Linked DNA regions of Mus musculus: region 2 is linked to region 1. A link is a loop called in an ENCODE intact Hi-C map of the cell type or tissue named here. Cell type or tissue: heart. All regions are shown on one strand. Region 1 holds the start of Aimp2 (aminoacyl tRNA synthetase complex-interacting multifunctional protein 2). Region 2 has its middle 23 kb from the start of Fam220a.

Region 1 (2,500 bases):
TAAAGGCTTGTACCACCACGCCTGGCTCACAATTCTTAAAAAGTCAAAGTTTGGTGGGAAATACTGGTTGACAAAAATCATCTTCCAACTATGTAACTATTCTCATAATTGCTTTTGAAACCTGTACCCAAATCCATGCTGCCTACACTGCTCTGATGAAAGTCCTCAGAGCTCATGTTTGAGACAAGAGTTCATTCTCAGCCTCCAAATGATAGTCCCACCTCACGACCACACTCAGCGAACGGGTTAAGTCTCTTTCTGTCCTGGCTGGCCTAGGGTAATCGCCTTTTTGTCTCCAGTTTACCCTGATTGCTACCACCAGTTTTGTTCACTCTGACACAGGTTCCAAGGTAGCCCAGAGCGCCCTCAAACTCCCTATGTCGTTAAAGGTAACTATGAACTCCTGCTGAGCCTGTTCCTGCTCGGATTATAGGTGTGGCTTGATTCCCACCAATTTCTTTTTACAATTACAAATCCAGTCGAAAAAAATCTTTAGGTTTAAATTTTTAGTGGTGCTCATTGCCTATCATATGAAGTTTGAAGTCTAGCAACGACAAGGTCCCAATCTACTATCACTAATTCCCCTACGGTTTAGTCACCATAAAAATAGTTTCCCGGCTATGAAATGCCCCATAAAAGTATAACAGAACATAGGTGCATCCTTGCAGTAACAATTTTAGGGTATTTTCCATATGGTCTGACATATAGTAGACTTCCAAAAACCCTGGTGAAATAAACCAACCAACCTCTTTTCTCTTCAATCTACCTTGCACAGAACCTCGCTGGTTATCACAGCACTCGGGTGTTTGAAGTAGGAGGATCCCGAGTTCAAAGCACTACCTCAAAAAACCAAAACAAACACTTGCACTCGTTCTAACTGCAAAGGATCTCTGGGGAAATCACAAGGTTAAAATACAGACAGCAAATTTGCATTTACAAATCTGTCACCGAATGTAACTGTGCTGGCCTTCGAAGATGTGCTTCACTGCTATGATGCCGCCTGTGAACACTACACCAAACGCACAGAAGCACCTCAATATAATAAAAGTTAAAAACCCTATTGACTGCAAGATCAGCGTGAGCCTTTAAGCCTCCCTCCCCAAGTCTTCAAGAATAAAGACTCAATAAATAAACAAACAGCGGAAACGAATTTTGTCTACGGCGACTGATTTTCGTGCTGGGTTTCAAGTGCACGGCCTGTGGCGGGAGGATGCCGAGGAAATAGCTTCCTCACAGAGGACCCGGTCCAGTCCGCGAGCTTGCCCGCCTCGCGCCTCAGCCACTTCCGGTCCTTTCAAGAGACCGGGATACCGGGAACTCTATAGAATGCGCCCGGAGACCACAAGTCCAGCTCACCTCACGCCTTCGGTTTGCTCCATGGATGCAGGACTCCTCCAGTCACAGTCACCGCGGGAGAGTTGGCGCTGCCGCTCTCGGGAAAAGACGCGTCTCCTGGAACACCCATTGGTTGCTTTTGACATATGATCCGCCCCTTCCGGGCGGGCTAGCGAAGGCATGCCAAGACCTCTTTACCGGTGATTGGCCAACTCAAAGGTCAAGTTGGTGACGTTAGACCAGCCCGGCCAATGAAAGCTCGGGGACTTCATTTTCCGGAACGCCAGCAGCAGAGTCAGAAAGAAGGCGGCTGCTGTCTGAGGTGGCCTTGGGTGGCTTCTGAGCGTTCCTGTCCCTCGCCCGCTACCTTCCTTGGGTTCCCACCATGCCGATGTACCAGGTAAAGCCCTATCATGGAGGCAGCGCACCTCTGCATGTAGAGCTTCCAACCTGCATGTACCGGCTCCCCAACGTGCACAGCAAGACCACCAGCCCCGCCACCGACGCGGGCCACGTGCAGGTAGGAGCGTGCGGCCCCTGCCTGGTGCGCAGGCGCCGTTCGTGCCGCGCCGCACCCTGCCCTATCCCTCGTCCAGTCTAGCGCGCCGGCGCTGTGTCTGCCTAGGGTCCCGGTCCCTTCTGCGGCCGGGTCCGACAAAATCCTCCTAGATGAGTGCTGCTGTGGGTTCCTGTCACGATCTCCAGGCGCACAGAAAAGTGAACAACACGAAAAATGCTCATTCGGAGGAATTTTCAGAGCGATCCCAGGGTTACCATAACCCAGGTTGACGGGTTTAGTGCCCCATCCTTCCCAGTTTAACTTTTCCACAAGAGGTCCCGACTTTTACTGTAGTTATGTGTTGTTTTTTTCGCGGTTAGGTTGTGGAGGCTATCTTTAAGCTATATAATCTTGATGGTCTGGAAACATAGTATGTGTTCTGTTGTCTGGCATACTGTACAAGATTTTGTTATAACGATAGTGAGTGATCTTGTTCCTGGCCACACCCCGCTTATTTATCTGCCCGGTCCTCACTCATGGGCGCTGGAATTTATAGACTAGCTAACATAAATAGCCTGTATAGGAATGGAATTCCTGGCCCAGTGGGCAGGTTTGCCTTCCACTTTTTAAGTTCTTTTTCAAAGCGGTTATACAGGTTTAAGCTGT
Region 2 (2,500 bases), 340 kb after region 1:
ACATGTACATATACACACATGTACATGTCACACACATACATATCACACACAGAAACATACATATAGAAATACATCATACACACACACACACGCACATATACATCATACACACCACACACAAACACACACACAAACACATATACACACAAACATACATATACACATATACATACATAAACATACATACACACACATACATCACACACACACACACACACACACACACATATATATATATATATATATATATATATATATATATATATATCATATATGCCACATACAGGCACACACACAAACACACAAACATACACACACACAAACATACATACAAAGACACATATACAGACACACATACACACACACACACACACACATCACACACAGTAAAAAAAAAAAAGAGGGGGGGGAGAACAGATAGCCACCTTCTAACCCGGCCCTAATACTCTTCAGCTGAGTGGGACTGAAAAGGAAAGCCCTCCCTGGCCAACTCCACCTCCAGGGGACCTCCCAGGCCGGACCGGAAAACACTCACTTCCTGCCTCTGACTATAAGATGCATTATGTCACATGGGGAATGCTCCAAATCCTATTTCTGGGAAAAGAGGTAATATTGGAGGCAACTAGGAAGGCCAAGCCCCGCCTGGAGCTGGAAGATGCCCAAGGGCGCCTTAAGAAGCCTTGCAGTGCTTGAGATTCCAGGGGGACAGATACTTTAAAGTCCTGCCTCCCCGTCTTGGGCATCAGCTCTCATAGTTTGAGTCTCCAGTGGCTCTTGTGGGGGACAGTACAGGATGTTCTCATGAATCAGCCCAGACTTGATGAACAGTCCCAGAACCAATGCCAAGGTCAAGTTTTAAACCTGAATATGGGTTTCATCTGGAGTGTTTGGCTCTACTGCTGGAAGTTGTGCGTTTGGGCTGCAGGAGAATGAAAAACAGTGTTTCAGATGCTGGGAGCACAGACCTGGAATATCACAGAATATCCTGGTGAGGCGCTGTGGACATGGCTCAGCGGTAGAACCCTAACCTAGCACGAACAGGGTGGAGTGTAGGAGCTTAGGAAGAAGATGGGGCTGGAGAGATGGCTCAGTAGTTAAGGGACTTAGTGATCTCACAGAGAACATGAGTTTGGTTCCCAGCACCTATGTTGGGTGGCTCACAACTGCCTGTGACTCCCTCTCCAGGAATCCAACGCCCTCTTCTGGCCTCCACAAGCACCTACACTCACATGCACAGCCAACACACACACACATACAAACACACGCCCGTTTTAAGATCATAAAAAGGTGAAAGAAGGAAAAGGGGCAAAAAAGAAATGTTTCAAAAGACATAAGATAAAAAGAAGCTTTGAAAACGTTTGATACTGAAATTGCTTAGGATCCAAGACTATATATTTTGAGATACACAAACAAGGCAGAGTGAATGTTACTCACAGTGTGTCCTAGGTGCCCAGGACTGGGCTAACTAACCCTTTCCATCCTTGACCAAAGGAAAATCATACACAGAGTATAGTGTGTGGCTCAGTTGCTGGAGTGCTTGCCTAGTTTGTCAGGAGTCCTGGGTCCCATTCCCAGTTCAGCATACACATGGCGTGCAGTCCTTCAGCTGCAGGGGACAGAAACAAGCCCAACAGAACTGTATGGTCCTTCTCAGCCACAGACTGAGTCTGAGGTCAGCCTGTGTCACCGAGACCCTGAGAAAAGAGTCGCTAACTACTCTGTGTATGTGGCAGCATACACCTGTAATCCGTACGCAGGAGGCTGAGGCAGGAAGGGCACCAGTTCCAGGACAGCTTGGGCTACACAAGACCCTACCTGAAAAGAAACTGTGGGGAGCAGCTTGATGGCTCAGAGGGCTCAGGTAATTTTAGCCAAGTCTTAGGATCTCAGTTCAAGTCCCAGGACCCAGATGGTGAAAGAGAAGCTACTCCAAGCCTGGTTTGTTGTTGTTTGCGTTTTGTTTGTTTTTTTGAGACAGGGTTTCTCTGTGTAGCCCTGGCTGTCCTGGAAGACCAGGCTAGCCTCAAACACACAGAGATCTGTCTACCTCTGCCTCTCGAGTGCTGGCATCAAAGAAGTGTGCCTGGCTATTTTGTTGTTGTTTTACTTTGTTTTGATACATGGTCTCACGGTGTAGCTCTGGTTGTCCTGGATCTCACTCTGTAGCCCAGGCTGGCCTGGAACTCATAGAGTTCACCTATCTCCCGAGTGACAGTGTATGAACCACAACCTACACCCTGGAAATTTGCTTTCTGTATTATCCCTGTGGTTCCCTTGCCAGTATGCATGTGTGTGCACATACATTTGTGCACATATACACACATGTATTACATAGGATTAAATTTTAAACTTCTTTGTAGAGCTATGAACAATGTGCAAAGGCACAAATTTCTAGAATAAATTACTTCCAAGTTTTGTGATCTTGCAGAATAGATCAGTCAAGTTTTGAATATTGCATGCAAGACCCAAGCAGAAGACAGGAAATAGCTACCCTGGGAAT

Evidence for each region. Hi-C counts contacts between places; a loop is a spot of excess contacts. Peaks named below come from ENCODE experiments on the same cell type or tissue, not always from the same donor. Only the 100,000 strongest peaks of a DNase experiment are listed, where the experiment ranks them.
Region 2: a loop joins it to region 1, with 2.8 times the contacts of the local background. A loop is called at or near these places in 9 of 42 quality-filtered maps.

What each region holds. Positions count from the first base shown.
Region 1 is chr5:143,908,936-143,911,435 of GRCm38, reverse strand. It overlaps Aimp2 (aminoacyl tRNA synthetase complex-interacting multifunctional protein 2), which reads left to right and starts at 1,597. Exons shown (of 4, transcript NM_001172146.1): 1 at 1,597-1,855. The coding sequence starts at 1,721. It overlaps Pms2 (PMS1 homolog2, mismatch repair system component), which reads right to left and starts at 1,435. Exons shown (of 15, transcript NM_008886.2): 1 at 1,357-1,435. The coding sequence starts at 1,379. In heart, no CTCF peak of the experiment used is centred here; a DNase peak (open chromatin) is centred at 1,525; H3K4me3 peaks cover 2,435 bases; H3K27ac peaks cover 1,733 bases.
Region 2 is chr5:143,570,548-143,573,047 of GRCm38, reverse strand. No RefSeq gene overlaps it. Among named protein-coding and RNA genes, the nearest start is that of Fam220a, 23 kb to the right of the region's middle. In heart, a CTCF peak has its summit at 1,161 (motif pointing left); a DNase peak (open chromatin) is centred at 597.